Regions from separate parts of the Homo sapiens genome. Here regions 2, 3 and 4 are each linked to region 1. The links are chromatin loops, found by intact Hi-C in ENCODE. Cell type or tissue: heart right ventricle. All regions are shown on one strand.

Region 1 (5,000 bases):
GGAGGCAGAGGTTGCAGTGAGCCGAGATCGCGCCACTGCGCTCCAGCCTGGCGACAGAGCAAGCCTCCGTATCGAAAAAAAAAAGAAAAAAAAAAACTGGAAAGGAAATACTTCTGAGTCCAGGCAGACAAAGCCTGGTGGATTGAGGGGCGGCCCCCAAGGGATGTGTTCTCATTCCTAACTCCGGCACCTGTGAATGTGACCTTATCTGGCAAAAGGGTTTTTGCAGGTGTAATTAAGTTAAGGATCTCAAGATGAGGAGATCACCCTGGATCATCTAGGTGGGCCCTAAATTCCAATGACAAGTGTCCTTATTAGGGCACTTATAAACTCATAAAACTTATAAACTGGACACAGTGGCTCACACCTGTAATCCCAGCACTTTGGGTGGCCGAGGCAGGAGGATCACTTGAGCCCAGGAGTTAGAGGTTGCAGTGAGCTATGATCACGCCACTGCACTGCAGCCTGGGTGACAGCGAGACCCTGTCTCAAAAAAAATAAAAATAAAAATAAAAAAGGGAGAGACAGAGAGAGACTTGAGACAGAAGAGAAGATGCAGCTACACAGAGGAGTTGTGACAACAGAGGCAGAGATTGGAGTGATGCGGACATAAGCCAAGGAATGCTAAAGATTGCTGGCAACCATCGGAAGCTAGAAGGAGTACAGCCCTGTGGACACCTTAGTTTTGGATGCCTGGTCTCCACAAGTGCGAGAGGATGCGTTTCTGTGGTTTGAAGCCACCATGTTTGTGGTACTTTGTTACGGCAGCCCTAGAGAACTAGGACTCTGGTAGTAAACCCAGCAAGCTGGAGATAAAACTCCAGGCAGAGCCAAGAGCCAAGAGTTTGGGTCCCTGGGAGTCTCAGGGGGTCCCAGGAGTGGAGACGATCTCTTCTTTGTGAGGATGAGCTGGTGGTTGTCTGGGTTGCACAGTGGTCCCCCTGTGCACTCCTGTGACCAGTGGCCGAGGAGGAATCTGCGGGCTCAGGACTGGCTTGAGAACATTTCATACTCTTGGCCACTGTCAGCATTAGTGCTGCAGGGATGGGTGGATGATCTAGACACAAGTGAGAGTGAGAAGACTTTTAAAAAGCAGCCAAGGAGAAAGCAATCTGTATTTGCTTGGTGGAAATAAAATTCTACTGCACTGTGAGCCAGGCTTATTAATGCAGAGTAGGGAAAAGAAATTGGCAAAGCCAGCCACCTTTTATTTGATAAAGTGACCAGCCACCTGAGGCAGGCATGTTTTAAAGACACTGGGTGAAAACGCTCACTGCGTGAGGGTGGAAGAGGGAGACAAACAAGTATGATTTTGAAAGAACAATGGCATAGAACATTCACATACATACAGACTGCTAGGAAGAAAACGCTGAATTTCAAAATTCTTCTCCACTGGAAACTGTTCTAAGACCTCCTTTCTCTGTTGCAAAGAGAGGAGGCTACAATAAGGAAGAGAAAGGAAAAGATCTTTGATGTATTTATTTATTAACATTAGAGCCTTGACTATTCACCTCAGCATTAACCAGGTAGATATTGTCCTGTTGGTTTTATAATGTTTAAGAATCCTTGAACATCGGTTTGCTCCTGTTCACGTGTAATTTCACATTTAATTTAATTAATGTATCTATTTTGAGATGGGGTCTCACTGTATCACCCAGGCTGGAGTGCAGCGGTGAGATCATTGCTCACTGCAGCCTCAACCTCCTGGGCTCAAGCGATCTTCTCACCTCAGCCCCCAAAATAGTTGGGACTATCAGCTTGCGCCCCACCCCTGGCTAATTTTTATTCTTTTTGAATTTTAGTAGAGACAAGGTCTCCCTTATGTTGCCCAGGCTCAATTTCGTATTTTATATTTAAAGAACTAGATTTCCTAAATAAGAATCACTCCTTTCTCTTTCAAGAGAAGATAGTTACTTAGAGGGTAGACAGGACTGATTATTTTCTTTGGTATGCCCTAAGGAATTATGTAAAACTTGACAGAAAATTTCCAGACTACAAAAATGGCTTCACTACCAATTCCTTCCCCTCTTCCATCTTTTGAGCTTAGAAAAACAAGATAAAGAAGGTTATGTCTTTTCAGTTATTCCTTTCTCATCTATTTCCCCAGTTTGGTCTACACTGAAAGCATACACGATTCTTCCTCCACTGGTTCATTGAATAATCTTCTTTCCTTAGTTCCCACATATCCAATCTATAAATCAAGCACATGAGATATATAGATTCTAAGTATCAGGTGGAATTCTGCCTTACACTCCAGAACATTTTTTTTTTCTTATGCTGTTTTTCATGTAAAGCAGAATCTGTAAGTATCGTAACAGGATTCAGCCAGGGAAACAGAGCCACTGTGAGTATTCTAGGAATAAAACCGTTCACAGCTGTGGGAAGAGCTGGGGAAGTGAATGTCTGGAAGGAGGAGTCAGAAGATCAGAGAGTCACTAGCCGTTGCCGGAAGCACTGGTGCAGTTGGACAAATCAGAGCTTGCAGGAAAATTCCAGAAGCCAAAGCACATCTAGCCACCGAAGCAGGGCCGCGGAGGGGGAGTTCGTGGAGAGGTTTATGGGAGCTGTGGCCTCTACGTAGCTCCCGCCCCATGTGGGGCGACAGCCAAGCCCCTGGTGGTGGGCCCGAGGCAGCTGTTGGGTAGCAGAGCCAACAGCAGGAAATGTTAGCTGGGAGGGAGCAGAGGAGAGAGCCGGATAAACCGGGAGCTGCAGGGCCTCTCAGGGCCCCTCTGTTTCTGTCCTTCACTGTATCTGACGGGAAACCTGCCAGGGGCAGTGACTGCTGCTCGCCTTCCGCCCTACAATTCTTGCACAAGGTTCTCTTTTGGCCAACTCTAACCCGGAAACACAGCAGGGAGGGGCTTCTAGGAAATGGAGTTCCCAGCCTTAATCGAGTTGCCATAGCACAACTCAGCACCGCATCTCCCAGCGTGATCAATGAAATGACATCACAGGCTCGGTAAAAGCCATTTAAAAATAACTCCTTCATTCTACTGTTCCTCAGCTCAGAAGTCAGGTGCGTGCATAGGTCGCCCTTCGTTAAGATTCTCCACTTACGGAGGTGGTGGACCTGGCAGGGTGTTGTAGGAAGGAGTGGCATGTGCTGAGAAGCTCACAGGATCCTTAGTCCTGGCTGTGACTCACAGGTATTGTGTAGCCTCGGGCAAATCCCTCTCCTCTGTGCCTCTGGTTTGTTCATCTGTAAAATGGGCAGAATTGTACTCAGTTGGCTTTTGCATGGTCCAAATGAGAAAACGGAAGTGAAACCCCCCTGTAAACTGCTAAATGCCAGGATAGTTATAAATTCCTTTTTTTTTTTTTTTTTTTTTTTTTTGCGGGGACGGGGAGGACAGAGTCTCGCTCTGTCGCCCAGGCTGGAGTGCAACGGCACAATCTCGGCTCACTGCAACCTCCGCCTCCCAGGTTTAAGCGATTCTCCTGCCTCAGCCTCCCAAGTAGCTGGGATTACAAGCGCCTGCCACTGTGCCTGGCTAATTTTTGCATTTTTGGTAGAGACGAGGTTTCGCCATGTTGGCCAGGCTGGTCTCAAACTCCTGACCTCAGGTGATCAGCCCGCCTCCGCCTCCCAAAGTGCTGGGATTACAGGTGTTAGCCACCATGCCTGGCCAAATTCCTTTATTTCAAGGAATATTCTTGAGCTTGGCAAAAGTTTGGAGTTTACGTACAAAATACATACTCAAAAGGAATTATGAAGTGAATGAATTCCTGAATAAACATGACTTGGCATCATGGGGAAACAATTTACAGTATTGGTGGGGACATAATTTCAGAGATGGAAGCTGCCAGAAGAGCTTCTTTTCTCCTAAAAGCCCATCCCAGGACCTCACTAGTCCTGATAACCCAGAAGTTTCCCTGCCACTAAAAAGATCTGTTTATTTTCCAGTTAACAAAGAGTGAAGAGGACACTATCATCATCATCATCAACATCATCATCATCATCATTATTATTTGCCTGAAGGCCCAGAGTACACCGTAATGGAGTACTGCTGATGGGAAAGGAATTAGCATTGACCTCTCAGGAGGTTAATTTGGGAGTTTAGCTCATGATCTAGTAATTCTGCTTCTGGAAGTTTATGAGAAGGAAGTGCTCTAATATGTGCGCCTGTGTGATCGCTGGGCTTTAGCATTTTAGGGGTGAGCCAACTGTATCTCAGAGGTGGCCATGTCTTGCATTGAGGAGAGAGAGCACCTGCGAGAACTTCCATGCTATATTCTATTTGGGAAGAACTTGAACCTTGCATAACGTAAACGAAGAGAATTAACAAGAATTTGTGGCACCCCTTCTGTGTCAGTTCTTCTTCCAGATAATAGGAATATAGCAATAAACAAAACAGACCAGGTTCCTGCCCTCATGGGGGAAAGAGGCAATCTAAAAATGAAAAATGGGCCAGGCGCGGTGGCCCACGCCTGTAATCCCAGCACTTTCGGAGGCCAAGGTGGACGGATTACCCAAGGTCAGGAGTTCAAGACCAGCCTGGCCAACATGGCGAAACCCCATCTCTACTAAAAATACAAAAATTAGCTGGGCGTGGTGGCACGTGCCTGTAAGGCCAGCTACTCGGGAGGCTGAGGCAGGAGAATTGCTTGAACCCAGGAGGTGGAGGTTGTAGTGAGCTGAGATTGTGCCATTGCACTCCAGCCTGGACGACAGAGCGAGACTTCATCTCAAAATAAATAAATAAATAAATATAAAGATGAAAAATGTCACCAAATGTCAGATTAAGTACCAAGAGGGAAAATAAAGCAGCGTCAAGGATTAGAGAGTAATATGGGTGCTATTTTTAGATAAGGTGGTCAAGGGGGGGCCTCTTTGAGGAGGTGCCGTTGGGTCAGAGACATGAATGAACAAAGGCAGGAAACTATGCTGATATTTGAAGGCAGAACATTTCAGGAGCGGAGAAAGTAATACACAGGCCGAAGATGAGAAGGAAGTTTACGAACTTCGTTTCTGAGACAAGGTCTCACCCTATCGTCCA
Region 2 (5,000 bases), 65 kb after region 1:
CTTTTTATCATTGAATAATGTTCACTGTATGGATGTACCACAGTTGGTTTATATATTTACCTATCAAAACACCTCTTGATTGCTTCCAGTTCTTGGTGATTATGAAAAAAGCTGCTATAAACATTAGTGTGCAGGTTTTTGTGTGGACATAACTTTCAAATTAGCTGGTTAAATACCTATGAGAACAATTGCTGGATTGTATGGTAAAACTATGTTTAGCTTTGCAGGAAAGACCAAATGGTCTTTCAAAGTGGCTGTACCATTTTTGCATCCCCGTCAGCAATGAGTGAGAATTACCGTTGTTCCTCATTCTCAACAGCAATTGGTATTGTCAGTTTTCTTTGGATTTTAGGATTCTAATAGCTGTGTATTGGTATCTGATTGTACCAGATACCTATTGTACTGTCTACTTTGGTAGACCACACAGTTTCTCCCACTCTGACATTTTATGCTGCCTTCTCTTTGGGGACTTACATCCAGGCTTTTTGGCATCATTTATTTAATAATGTCTTCACCTTCTCCAGATTTCTTGGTGGAAGGAGACCTGGCTGCAACCTTTGATACAGCTTTAAGTGCACTGTGAATTGCTGATAAAGATGCTACAGCATTTATCTGTAATGAAATGGGGTCTCTGGAGCTAGGACTTCCTCACTCGCAGCTCTCTAACAGCACAGTGTTGAAGGCTTAAGTTTTGCTGGCAGTTGGCTGGCCTGAGCTATAATGCCCAAGAACTAAACTATTCCAGGAACTAAAATGTGGTACACTCAAAACAACTTCTGAGCCCTTTCCCATCCATTTCTGCCGGGAATTCAAAACTCTGTCCTGGCACAAACTGATGGTACAATTCAGGTTTTACCCGCCCACACATAGCTGGGCAAATTCCTGGCCGTTAGGTAACCTCTGGGGGCTCACCAGTTCCCTCATCATCCTTCTCTCTGACCAGCTGTTCATGTCCAGTTAGCAGTTCTGGGTGACTCATATGACTACAGTTCATCCCAGAAGCCCCAGCTGAACTCCATTTTTATTATAAAACACAGAAAAGCATACAAAAAGAAAGTACAGAATAGCACATTATTATAAGGGCACACCCTCATAACTACCATCCAGGTCAAGAAGTAGTACTTTGCTAGCCACCCCGGAAGCCCCTCCATGGCCAGTATCCTGATTTTTATAGCAACCATTGCCTTATTCTTCTCTACAGCTTTATCACCCAAGTGTGTATCCTTAGACATTCTAGTTGTGCCATGCTCATTAAAAAGTTTGATTTGTCTATTTTTTTTTTTTTTTGACAGGTTCTGGCTCTGTTGCCCAGGCTGGAGTGCAGTGGTGCGACTTTGGCTCACTGCAACCTCTGCCTCCCAGGCCCAAGCCATCCTCCCACTTCAACCTCCCAAGTTAAGTAGCTGGGACTACAGGTGCATATATATATAAATATATATATACATATATAAATATATATACATACATAAATATATATACACATATATACACTCATATATGTGTATATATACATATATACGTATATATGTGTATATATATATTTTTTTTGTGGAGATGGGGTTTTTCCATGTTGTCAAGGCTGGTCTCAAACTTCGGCCTTCCAAAGTGCTGGGATTACTGGCATGAACCGCCGTGCCTGGACTTGATTCATCTTTTAAATCTCTTTTAATCTACAGTTTTCTTCTATGACTTTTTTTTTTCTTTGAGATGGGGTCTCCCTCCGTTGCCCAGGCTGGAGTACAGTGGCTCAATCTCGGCTCACTGCAACCTCCACCTCCCTGGTTCAAGTGATTCTCCTGTCTCAGCCTCCCAAGTAGCTGGGGCTACAGGTTCATGCCACCACGCCTAGCTAATTTTTGTATTTTTAGTAGAGACAGGGTTTCACCATATTGGTCAGGCTGGTCTCGAACTCCTGACCTCAGGTGATCCACCAGCCTCAGCCTCCCAAAGTGCTGAGATTACAGGCGTGAGCCACCGCACCCTGGCCGTCTATGACCCTTTCTTTTCTTTATTCTCTACTTGTTGAAGAACAAGACAATTTGACCTATAGTTTCCTAAAATCTGCATTTTGCTGATGACACACTGATGGTGCATTTCAACATGTATTCTGCTCCCTGCCTTTCTTGCAAATTGTCATTTGGATCCAGAGGTTTGATTAGACTGAATTTCCATCTTTTTTGCAAGACTATAAGTGGTGCTGAGTTCTGAGACATGTAATGTCTGGTCGTGTCTCCTTTTGTGATTTTAGCAGCGGTTGATTCTCATTGCCTAGATCAATTAATTCATAGAGTGTTGCAAAATGATTATAATCTAATTCTATCATTTTATTTCATTTATTAGTTGGGATAATTGGATAATTTTATAAAGAGATGCTTCCCCGATCTATTATTTGGTTACCTAGTGGTGCAGTTTCTAAAGGAAAAGCAGGATATATGTTTTATTTTTTCCCTTTTTTATCCGTTTTCAGATGATGAATTGGTCCCCTGACATCTTTCAAGGTGGCCAGTTTTTAAATATCACCATGAATTTAAACATTTAAACATGTTTTATAGGTTTTAATTTGTTGCATTTTTATTGTGGCAAAATATATATAACAAAATTTAGCATTTGAACCATTTTTAAGTATACAGTTTTATGGCATTAAGTATCTACTGCATTTTAATACTTATTGAAGCTCTGTTTCACTTTTAAAAACCTGTTCTTTTTTTAAAAATCTTTAAATATTTCCTAGCCTAGAGCCTTTTGAATGAAATTAGGAGAACCTCATTCCCACAATTTGCTTTCCTCTTATGTCCTTACTTCCCAATCAGCACAAGGAAACATGAGCCGAAGTGAGAAGTGAAACACCCCACCTCACAGATGCTGTCTGCAGTGTCACAAGTTATGACTCACGTTTAGCCCAGAGATTGTTGCCAGAGTTAGCAGGAGGAAGACCGGCTTTCGAAGTGTGCCAGGGCTGAGGTTTTAAAATTAATACAGTTTAAACATTAATGATGTTTAAATCAGAGCCGGATTACTTCTGTTCTGCCCACAGGCTTTATTAAAATTCACCCCTGGATTTTCATGTATAAAAATATTTGAGTTTCAAATACTTTAACTTTTTTTTAAATTGGAAAATATGTGGATGGAGAGTTTTCCCTTTGAACTTTAACCCAGACTTTGGCAGCTGAGGAGACAGCTGCAGAAACCTTGCACAATACAGTTGAATGGACAAGTTGTCCTGACATTTATTCATTTCTCTCCTTTTGAGTTAGTTGGTTCCCTATTTTTATTTTCCCCCGTCTTCATTCTGGGCTTACCCGCTCAGTTGACAAATAGTTGGGAATCCAACCGACAAGTATACATGGAAGCATTACAAGTTTCTTTTCTAAAGTCTATGAGAAAAATTTTCATAAAGAAATCAAAGCCCACATATAAATAAATTTCGGCAAAGTAGAAACAATATCCACAAGAGTCAATATATGGCTGTTTTGGATATAAGGAAGTCCTGTATCGGGCTCCATTCCAGAGTGCTTTAAAAAGTAGGATACACCAGGGCCGGGCGCGGTGGCTCACGCCTGTAATCTCAGCACTCTGGGAGGCCGAGGTGGGTGAATCATGAGGTCGGGAGATCGAGACCATCCTGGCTAGCACGGTGAAACCCCATCTCTACTAAAAATACAAAAAGTTAGCTGGGCGCGGTGGTGGGCACCTGTAGTCCCAGCTACTCGGGAGGCTGAGGCAGGAGAATGGCGTGAACCCGGGAGGCAGAGCTTGCAGTGAGCCGAGATTGTGCCACTGTACTCCAGCCTGGGCGACAGAGCGAGACTCCGTCTCAAAAAAAAAAAAAAGTAGGATATACCCAAGTATCCCAGTGCTGGGACACCACTATCTTAACAAGTACTGAGGAGGTAGAGGAAAGCTTATTTAGAGTAACAATGACAGGAGATTGATGGCCATGTCAAATGAAATGGTATTTTCAAGCCTATCTACTGAAAATGAAAAGCAAATAAATAATAATTAATTTATTCATTGACAAATATTTCTTTCTTTCCTTTTTTTTTCTTTTTTGAGACAGAGTCTTGCTCTGTTGTCCATGCTGGAGTGCAGTGGCACAATCTTGGCTCACTGCAACCTCCACTTCCTGGTTTCAAGCAGTTCTCATGCCTCAGCCTCCTGAGTAGCTGGGGCTACAGGTGCCTGCCACCACACCTGGCTGATTTTTTGTATTTTTAGTAGAGATGGGGTTTCACCATGTTGGTCAGGTTGGTTTCGAACTCCTGGCCTCAAGTGATCCACCCTCCTCGGCCTCCCAAAGTGCTGGGATTACAGGCGTGAGTCACCACGCCCAGCCTCACTGACAAATATTTCTGAAGTGCCAGTTATATACTGAGCTCTGTGCCTGGTGCTGGGAACATGGCTATGAAAGGTCTTCACAGATCCAATGGTTGAGAAGGGGAAGCAGACCAGCATCAAGAACTGTGAAGGGTCTGAGATTTTATCCTACTTACAAGCTAATAAGATAACTTGTCACAGTTTCATGGATGTGGACAGAAAACATGAGACTCTTGGGTCAAAGGCGAAGGATTTCATTACTCATGACACAGCAAGCAGTATAAGCATGAGCACATTTACATCAGTTCCCTGTGTCCCCCAAGTCTGATGATGGTGATATGGATGTGCTCAGATGAAGGTCTGCACACACAGTGGATTGCATTAAAGGAGAAAAATACTAGAGTTAGGGAATCTAAATTTTTTATAATAGGTGGTGAGCATGCTTACCCTTTACTCTGGAGGGAGATGCCACCTCTATCTTCCAAGCTTGTTAGCCATACAAACATCCTTAAAAAGACAGTCTGGAACAAGCAAATGGCAGTCTAGATCAGTCAATAGACAAGCACTCCCAGATGTGGATGAGCCTAGCCAAGATGAGCAGGGTTGTTTAGCTGGCCTCCAGTTGACCCCAGACATGTAAGCAATAAACACTCTGTTTATCACTGAGATTTTGTGGTTGTTACATG
Region 3 (5,000 bases), 46 kb after region 1:
AGAGTCTCACCGAGTCAAGAAGGGTCTCAAATACTTTTGGAAGGGTCACAGAGAGGAAGAGTCTCAAGTAGTCAACAAAATTCTCTAACATGTCAGGATCGTCTTCTGCAAGTCACGAGGGGTTTGAAACCTGACTGGAAGAGTCTTAAATATATCGGGACATTTCGCAAATAGATCAAGCAGGGTCTCAAACAACCTAGGAAAGATCTCAAACATGTCAAGAAGTTTCTCACGCAGTTAGCAAGACTGTAGAACAAGTCATGAAGGGTCTTAAACATGTCAGGAAGGATCTGAAATATGTCAGGTATGGTCTCAAACATGTCAGGAATCATCACAAACAAATTAGGAAGTGGCTAACGTAATCCAGAAGAGTTTTATTTTCTATTTTTTTGAGACAGCGTCTTGCTCTGTTGCCCAGGTTGGAGTGCAGTGGCATGATCGTGGCTCACTGCAGTCTTGACCTCCTGGGCTCAACTGATCCTCTCATCTCAGCCTCCCCAGTGGCTTGGACTTACAGACACGTGCCACCATGCCTGGCTAACATTTTATTTTATTTTTTGTGGTTCTCACTATGTTGCCAGGCTGGTCTCAAACTCCTGGCGTCAAGCAATCCTCTCGCCTTGGCCTTCCAAAGTGCTGGGGTGTCAGCCACTGCATCTGGTTCAGAAGAATTTTAAATATGTAAGCGTCTCAAACACATGGAAATAGTCTCAAGACACCAGGAATGGTCTTAAACATGCCAAGAAAGGTCTCAAACAAGTCTGGAAGAGTCTCAAACAAGTCAGGATGTGTCTCCAAGTTGTCCGACAGAGTTGGAAATACGTCTGGAAGGATCTCAGACAGAACAAATCTCAAAAATACTGGGAACTGTCTCAAATGTCAGGCATCATTGCAAACAAATCATTGGGAACTGTCTCAGGAAGTGTGTCAAAGTCCTCTGGACTAGTCTCAAATAATCAGGAAGGATCTCAAATATGTCCGGAAGGGTTCCAAACAAGTCAGGAAGAGGCACAAATAGGTCAGGAAGAGTCTTAAATAATTAGGAAGTCTCAAACAAGTCAGGATATGTCTCAAATATATCAGGAAGTATCTCAATCAAGTTAGAAACTGTCTCAAATATGTCAGGAAGAGTCTCTTACATGAAAGATGGGTCTGAAACAAGTTAGGAATGGGCTCAAACATGTCAGGAAGAGTCTCTTACATGAAAGATGGGTCTGAAACAAGTTAGGAATGGGCTCAAACATGTCAGGAAGGGTCTTAAATAAGTTAGGAAGAGTCCCTTCCACATCAGGAAGTGTATCTAATTCACCAGACAGGGTCTGAAACAAGTCAGAAAGGGCTCAAGTAAGTCAGAAAGAGTCTCAAAGAAGTCTGAAATCTTCTCAAGTACATGAGTAAGGGTCTTAACTTAGACAAGGACAATTCATTTCTAAGGAAATGTTTTCAACCATTCTTTCATCACCACAATGATCCTGGGCCTCTAAAGGCTGTATGCCCTATGCGCTCAGAAGTTCAGAAAGAGCCAGAAATATGTGGCCATTCCATCCGCCCCTTTCCTCCCTCTCTTTGTCCGCCAAGGTATTTGCTTTGTGGCCAAGTGAATAGAATGCCTAGCTCTTCTGACATAACTTTCAGGTCATGGTCTAAGACCCGGTGTTTATTTCCTTCTCTGTGCATTTATATCACACCTGTTAGCTGAGATCTTCTCAACAGCAAAATGAATCCAAGGTTAGACGCACCTAAGGCTTTTTTAAAAAGGCTTTTAAAAATGTAACCTGTATTAAAATTAACAGCATTTGAGATTCTACAGAAATAAATTCAGTGAACAAAACCTGATTGCCATCATGTTTTTTTTTTTTTTTAAATAGAAAATCAAGGAAAGGTCTTGTGTGGAAATTAAACTGTGGCATGCCTGTGATTAGCAGTTTGCATCCTCTTTCAGTGGAAAATAAACACAGTGTTCAGCATGGCTGGTTCTGTACTTCCTTGTTTATAGAGGTGTCTGGGTGTCTTTATCAATCATTTGTTTACTGTAAATGCTGTAATTAGACATTGCCCAAGCTTGCCGCTAACTGCATTTTTTAGCTCTAGGAAATATTTCTGACCCAAAATAGAGGACTTTGTGTTTGTATAATGTACATTAAAAACAAACAAACAAACAAAAAAAGACAAAGACAAAAAAAAAACCTCCTCTTGGACTGTGGTTTTAGATAATGTCAGAGAAAATGTGAGAGTCAGCAATTGTTGGTTAAAGGGTTAGAGAAGGAAATATTTGGAAAGCCCCTGTGTCTTAAAAGTAGAGAATTAAGGAAATAATACCTTGGAAGAGAACACTAACAGTTCCTCAAGTCTCAAGAATTATTGCATGTGAGAACAGTATTGAATTACACGTTTTCAAATTAATAACCACAATAATTAAAAATAGATGACCTGATTTGATCTCATAAATTATTTTTGAGAACCACTGACTCATGCCAAGGTGTTTCTGCAGTGAAGACTTAGTCCTGCCCTGGTTTTTTCTCCCATCCAGCCTCAGGGGTGGGGAAGCTAGTGACTACTCCCAATCCCCCCGCCCCCCAGGCCCTGGCTTAGTCAGCTGAGCAGGAGGAAGAATGTCAGCAAGAAGAATGGTGTTTAGCAAGCACCTTCCAGAAACATATATTGAGTAGTTTTTGGTGTGTTTCTTTGAAATCGATATATTTATCTATGGATCAAGTACTAGGGAAACAGGAATACTTAATGTAGTGGATTAAAGATGGCTACAGATTCTTCCTCTCCCCGTCAGGAGGTGGAGTTTATTTCTTCCCCCATTGTATCTGGGCAGGTCTCGTGACTCTTTAACCAATAGAATGTGGCAGAAATGACACTGTGCTGGTCCAGGCGCTGAGGACTGGCAGCTTCCTTCCTCACTTTTGGCGTATTTGCTCTTGGGGCACTCCCTCTTGGAACCCTGCTGCCATGTAATGAGAAGCCCAAGTGTTGCAGAGAGGCCATGAGTAGGTGCTAAGGACAACAGCCGTAGCTGAGCTCCCAGCCAAAAGCATCAATTGCTTATCACATGTGTGAGCCATTTTGGTCATTCCAGCCCAACTTAATCATCAAATGACTGTAGCCCTAGCTGACAGCAGATAGAGTAGAAGAACCTCCCAGCTGAGCCAAGTCAACCCACAATAGGTAACTGAAACAATGATGTATTATTGGCCCCTAATGTTTATAGAGCACTGCCAGGCACAGTGCCACCAGCTTTGTATTCTGTATCTTATTTAATTCCTCAAACAATCCTAGGACATAGCAACTATTATTACTATGCCTGTTTTACCACTGAGGAAACTGAGCTTCAGAAAGTCTAAGTATCTGACAAGATGAGTGAAGAGTGGTGCTAGATCTCAAATCCAAGCCTGATTTCAAAGCTTAGCCTTTCCAGTATGTCCTCCTGCCCTCCAAATAATCTGCTTTAGTAAGGTTAGGCAACAAAGAGTTCCCATACACTCTACCAGGCAAAAACATATTGATTTATATGGAAAAGCATACTTAGGGCTCAATTCAATATTCCAAGGAACCTTTTAAAAAACTTTTACTCTGGAACATTTCCAAACATATATACTAGTAGTACAGTATGTGAGCCATCTATCACCTGGTTTCAACAATTACGAACACATGGCCAATCTTGTTTCATCTATATTCCCAACTACTTCGCCCACCCTACTATGAGATTATCTTAAGAAATTTTTTTTGCCATCCCTACCTAGAAATTATCTTAAAGCAAATCCCAGACATTATATCTTTTCATCTGCAAATATTTTTGTATCTCTAAAAGATAAAAACTCTTATTAAACATTACCACGATCACAACTAAAGAATATTGACAATTTTTTAATATCAGTCATATCCAGTGTCCAAAAATATATATATAATATATGATATATTACATAATATATCATATATCATATATCATATCATATATGATATATGATATGTGATATATATCATATCATATCATATATCATATATATCATATCATATATCATATCTCATATGATATATGATATATATCATATCATATCGTATCTCATATATGATATATATCATATATCATATCTCATATATCGTATATCGTATATCATATCATATATCGTATATCGTATATCATACATGATATATATCATATATCGTATATCGTATATGATATATATCATATATCTTATATCATATATATCATATATCATATATGATATTATATCAGATATATGATATATCACATATCATATATCATATCAGATATATGATATATGATATATGACATATGACATCATATATGATATATGACATATGACATATGACATATGACATATATATGACATATGACATATATCATATATGACATGAATATGACATATCGTATCATATATGACATATGACATATCGTATCATATATGACATATGACATATCGTATCATATATGACATATGACATATCGTATCATATGACATGTGACATATCGTATCATATATGACATGTGACATATGATATATCATATTGTATAAAATATGATATATGATAGATCATATATTGTATACAATATGATATATGATAGATCATATATTGTATACAATATGATATATTATATGATAGATCATATATTGTATAAAATATATATTATATATCATATATTGTATAAAATATTATATATTATATATCATATATTGTATAAAATATTATATAATACATGATATATCATATATCGTATAAAATATGATATATGATATGATATATCATATATTGTATAAAATATGATATATGATATATCATATATTGTATAAAATATGATATATGATATATCATATATTGTATAAAATATGATATATGATATGATATATCATATTATATAAAATATATATTATATGATATATGATGTTTATAATATATAATATGTGGTATATATTATATAATATACAATATGTGGTATATATTATATAATATACAATATGTGGTATATATTA
Region 4 (5,000 bases), 77 kb after region 1:
TGTATTACAAAGTTATGGAAAAAAAGCAGTTGTGACTATGGAAGCCCAAGGCTTATATCCCAGCTGTCTTACACTAAATATGGGTACTGTGTTTCCTCTCTTTGTCTGCAAAATGGGAGCTAATATCCTCCAATCTGTGTGCCTGACATGGTGGTTAAAAGGATTAAGCAAAACAATAGTTTGTAATTTATTCTGTCAGAGCAAACTACTGGTAAATAAATAAAAGGGAGTAAGTTGACTAAAAAAATTTTTTTATAAATAAGAAAAACCATAATAAAACAAGTTTGTAATTTGTAATTGTATACAAATAAAAGATGTTATTTAAAAAAAAAAAAGAGCTTCTTTTCAGAGAAAACACCAAATGGCGGATGACGCCGGTGCAGCGAGGAGGGTCCGGAGGCCCTGGTGGCCCTGGGATGGGGAACCGCGGTGGCTTCCGCGGAGGTTTCGGCAGTGGCATCCGGGGCCGGGGTCGCGGCCGTGGACGGGGCCGGGGCCGAGGCCGCGGAGCTCGCGGAGGCAAGGCCGAGGATAAGGAGTGGATGCCCGTCACCAAGTTGGGCCGCTTGGTCAAGGACATGAAGATCAAGTCCCTGGAGGAGATATATCTCTTCTCCCTGCCCATTAAGGAATCAGAGATCATTGACTTTTGCTTGGGGGCCTCTCTCAAGGATGAGGTTTTGAAGATTATGCCAGTGCAGAAGCAGATCCGTGCCGGCCAGCGCACCAGGTTCAAGGCGTTTGTTGCTATCGGGGACTACAATGGCCACGTCGGTCTGGGTGTTAAGTGTTCCAAGGAGGTGGCCACCGCCATCCGTGGGGCCATCATCCTGGCCAAGCTCTCCATTGTCCCCGTGCGCAGAGGCTACTGGAGGAACAAGATCGGCAAGCCCCACACCGTCCCTTGCAAGGTGACAGGCCGCTGCGGCTCTGTGCTGGTGCGCCTCATCCCTGCACCCAGGGGCACTGGCATCGTCTCCGCACCTGTGCCTAAGAAGCTGCTTATGATGGCTGGTATCGATGACTGCTACACCTCAGCCCGGGGCTGCACTGCCACCCTGGGCAACTTCGCCAAGGCCACCTTTGATGCCATTTCTAAGACCTACAGCTACCTGACCCCCGACCTCTGGAAGGAGACTGTATTTACCAAGTCTCCCTATCAGGAATTCACTGACCACCTCGTCAAGACCCACACCAGAGTCTCCGTGCAGCGGACTCAGGCTCCAGCTGTGGCTACAACATAGGGTTTTTACACAAGAAAAATAAAGTGAATTAAGCGTGAAAAAAGGAAAGAAAGAAAGAAAGAAAGAAATATAGCCTCTGAGCCAGGTGTGGTGGTGCACACTTGTAATCCCAGCTACTGGGGAGACTGAGGCAGGCGGATTGCTTGAGTTCAGGAGTTTGAGGCTGCAGTGAGTTATGACTGCATTACTGCACTCCAGCCTGGGCAACGGAATGAGACCCCGATTCTTAAAAGAAAGAAAGAAAGAAATGGATTGTGGAAAATCATGAGCTCTCAGATGTATAAAATAATGGGTTGCTGGCTGGGCGCGGAGGCTCACGCCTGTAATCCCAGCACTTTGAGAAGCCAAGGCAGGTGGATCACCTGAGGTCAGGAGTTCAAGACCAGCCTGGCCAACATGGTGAAACCCCACCTCTACAAAAAATACAAAAATTAGCCGAGCATGGTGGCGGGCTCCTGTTATCCCAGCTACTGGGGAGACTGAGGCATGAGAATTGCTTGAACTCGGGAGGCAGAGGCTGCGGTGAGCCGAGATAGCGCCACTGCACTCCAGCCTGGGTGACAGAGTGAGACTCCATCTCAAAACAACAACAACAATAATAATAATAGGTTGCTAGAGAAATATTCCTGGATTCCTGGAATAGGCCCAGAGGGAGGGGTTTGTACCAACCCCAAACTTGCCCCTGCCCTTGTCCCTCCCTGCCTTAGTAAGTTCACAGGGACTTGCCTGAGGCTGCCCTCTGGCTGGCCTAACCACACTTAACAATTCTCTGCCCCAGATGAGGGATGGTAGTTTGCTAGATCTAACGTGGTGAAATATACAAGGAATTCAAAGCATTTTGTTAATATTTTGTAATATTTTTCACACAGAGTTCCTGTAATGGGGTATTGTTGCCTCTGTGTTGCAGTTAAGAGACAATGAGATTTAGAGTGACTTCCTCATATCACACAGTCAAAGGACTTCTGAGAAGTGAACAAAGTTCTGCAGACATAAGGCTTCTGACTTTTACCACTGCCAAGTAATCTCCCCCGAACAGCCTCTCCCCACCATATCAGGTTTCCTTGGCTGAGTATTTAGGAGGCTGCTGGTGAGTCTAATCACTTGGGACATCTTAATAACTGAAGTCACATTGGAGGGGAAAACTCATAAAGAGGCTGTGGGTGATTGAGGGCATCTTCTCAGAAGTCTGGCTCCAAACACGCGTGTTGCCACATACTTGGAATTCTGCGAAGAGAATGCAGAAATATTTCAATCAAAATATCAGTGAGGTTTATCTGATTCTTCCAATACAGTGTTTTCAGAGAAGGAGCAAGCGCTCCAGTAACTGAAAAGCAGCGTTTATTCAAAACAGTAAATGAAGTATTTGTTATTGGCAAAAACAAAGACATAATGTGGATCCCGAGGCAGACTTTCAGGAAGCCAGGGGTGGAGGAGAGAAAGGAAAGAAGAACTGAAAGAGAGAAAGCTTAGAAAAATATGCAGTTTGGTCTTGGACCTTTGCCAGGAAAAGCTGGGTAATGAAGGATTAAAACCGAAACAAAATGAAAAGGAAATAAGGGTAGGAAAGGGCCACGAAGAATAAAGAGCTGGTGATGTGTTTAGTATAAATGAAAAGATCCCAATCTTATTGTGGGTTAGGAGTGTGGGCATGGGGGATGGGGACAGCAGGCTGAGGTCAAACTCAGGGAAAAAAAAAATTAAAAACCCCAGCAAATAAACAAGCAGAGGGGAAAAGATGAGTAAGTAGAAAGAGAAAAGGAAGCACTTTTAACAGGAAGCCGACCAAAATAGATATGTACAGTGCCATCTGAAGGGAAAGGGGGAGAAGGGGCCATTAACGCCATGTAAGCTTAGGAATTTGGGGAGAGATGATTTTAAATATTAAAAAACAGAGGACCCAGCCTGGCCAACATGGTGAAACCCCATCTCTACTAAAAACATAAAAATTAGCTGGGCATGGTGGCGGGCGCCTGTGGTCCCAGCTACTCGGGAGGCTGAGGCAGGAGAATCGCTTGAACCTGGGAGGCGGAGGTTGCAGTGAGCCGAGATCGCGCCACTGCACTTCAGGACACAGTGAGACTCTGTCTCTAAATAAATAAATAAAACAAAAAACAGAGGCCCTTTCGAATGACCTGCAGATTCTATCCCTGTGAATTACAGAGGGCGGAGGCTCTGGATGGTGTCACAGGAATGGTTGGCTGCCATATTTTCCATCCCAGAAGTCAGCCAATTTCAAGGCCAGTGGACAGGATCATAATCACTGTTTTTCAAGGGCTCCAAAGGCCTAGGGTGGCCGTCAGTGGGGCAAGAGGATGAGGGGATGTGTAAGGCCATGAAGGCATTGGGATGGATGAGTGGGTTGGTTGGCAAGAACCCCTGACCACCTGGCTGCAAACATCACAGTAGAGAGCCAGGCCTTGCCTGACCATGGTCTCAAAAAACTTCATCTCCTACTGCTAGGACCACTTGATGTCCATCTGTTGGTGCAGCCTTCTCTCAGCTCTAGGACAAATTCTGGCCTTAGCTGGACTCTCAGGAACCCTAGCCCCATATGCTGGGACCTGGAAACAGGGCATCCTTGCTGCTTATATTGTCTTGACCTTGGGGTTTTTGTTTCCCTAACTGGAAGCTACAGTTCTACATGTTCTTAGCTACAGTTCTACTCTTGACCCTCTCTTGGTCTTGGATTTGTTCCTTGTATTTAAGGCCATGCCTTAGGCCCCTGTCTGCCTCCTAATGCCCTCTAAGGCTGGGGCTCCTGACTTAGTCTTGGCAGGCTCCTTGCCATAACCCAGAATGCTGCCAAAACTCCTTCCTGGTGATTGGCTCCAACTACTGGAGACAGATGACTCTGTCACCCATTGCCTGTCTGTCCTCTTGGCTCTCTAAGCATTGCTTAAGCCTGGATTTCCATCAGATGCTCTGAGCACCTTTAGGGAATTCTGTTCATCCATCTTTGGCCCTCCTAATGCTGCCTGTGTCCCACGGTCAGTCAGCTGCCTTTGCCATATATGTCAGATGCCACGGGCTGTCTGCTATATTGGACTGCTCTCAGCTCAGAAGCTGGGTCTGTGACCCATGTATCTGCAGCTGTGCCTGTCTCACTAGCATCAGTGTTATTCCAGAGGCCGAGGGGAAGGTGGTTTGAGGTGCCAGTACTTCCCAGCATGCCCCATCTTACTGCAGCCCACTTGGTCATTCTCAGGGGTCTTCTGAACTTAAAAAAAAATAGAAGTAAAAAAATAGCTTGTTTTAGTATCTTCAAAAATAATTTACCAGCAGGGTTGTATATTTAACTACACTGGAGCACAGAAGAAAGTAGAAAAGACATGTTTAGAATTCAGAGAGGCCAGGCACAGTGGCTCACACCTGTAATCCCAGCACTTTGGAGGCCGAGGCGGGCAGATGGTTTGAGCCCAGGAGTTTGAGACCAGCCTGGCCAACATGGTGAAACCCCGTCTTTACGAAAAATACAAAAATTAGTTGGGCATCACGGCGGGCCCCTGTAGTCCTAGCTACTCGGGAGGCTGAGGCGGGAGAATTGCTTGAACCCAGGAGGTGGAGGGTGCAGTGAGCTGAGATCGCGCCACTGCATTCCAGCCTGGGCGACAGAGTGAGACTCCATCTCAAAAGAAAAAAAAAAAAATTCAAACATGTGACAGACATTGACCTTGACCTACTCACATTCCCTTGGCACTCACTCTTCCAGTACAAGACTAAGGCCTCCAACCGCAAGCACCTGTGAGTCTGCCTGTG

Evidence for each region. Peaks named below come from ENCODE experiments on the same cell type or tissue, not always from the same donor. Only the 100,000 strongest peaks of a DNase experiment are listed, where the experiment ranks them.
Region 2: it touches region 1 in a loop (2.1-fold over the local background); 13 of 110 quality-filtered maps call a loop at or near these places.
Region 3: it touches region 1 in a loop (2.7-fold over the local background); 3 of 110 quality-filtered maps call a loop at or near these places.
Region 4: a loop joins it to region 1, with 2.0 times the contacts of the local background. A loop is called at or near these places in 11 of 110 quality-filtered maps.

What each region holds. Positions count from the first base shown.
Region 1 is chrX:41,008,153-41,013,152 of GRCh38, reverse strand. No RefSeq gene overlaps it. Among named protein-coding and RNA genes, the nearest start is that of USP9X, 75 kb to the left of the region's middle. In heart right ventricle, a CTCF peak has its summit at 2,629; a DNase peak (open chromatin) is centred at 2,662; H3K4me3 peaks cover 1,214 bases; H3K27ac peaks cover 2,412 bases.
Region 2 is chrX:40,943,385-40,948,384 of GRCh38, reverse strand. No RefSeq gene overlaps it. Among named protein-coding and RNA genes, the nearest start is that of USP9X, 140 kb to the left of the region's middle. In heart right ventricle, no CTCF peak of the experiment used is centred here; a DNase peak (open chromatin) is centred at 2,879; H3K27ac peaks cover 966 bases.
Region 3 is chrX:40,962,364-40,967,363 of GRCh38, reverse strand. No RefSeq gene overlaps it. Among named protein-coding and RNA genes, the nearest start is that of USP9X, 120 kb to the left of the region's middle. In heart right ventricle, no CTCF peak of the experiment used is centred here; no DNase peak of the experiment used is centred here; H3K27ac peaks cover 2,600 bases.
Region 4 is chrX:40,931,226-40,936,225 of GRCh38, reverse strand. It overlaps the pseudogene RPS2P55. Among named protein-coding and RNA genes, the nearest start is that of USP9X, 150 kb to the left of the region's middle. In heart right ventricle, a CTCF peak has its summit at 2,003; no DNase peak of the experiment used is centred here; H3K4me3 peaks cover 783 bases; H3K27ac peaks cover 2,343 bases.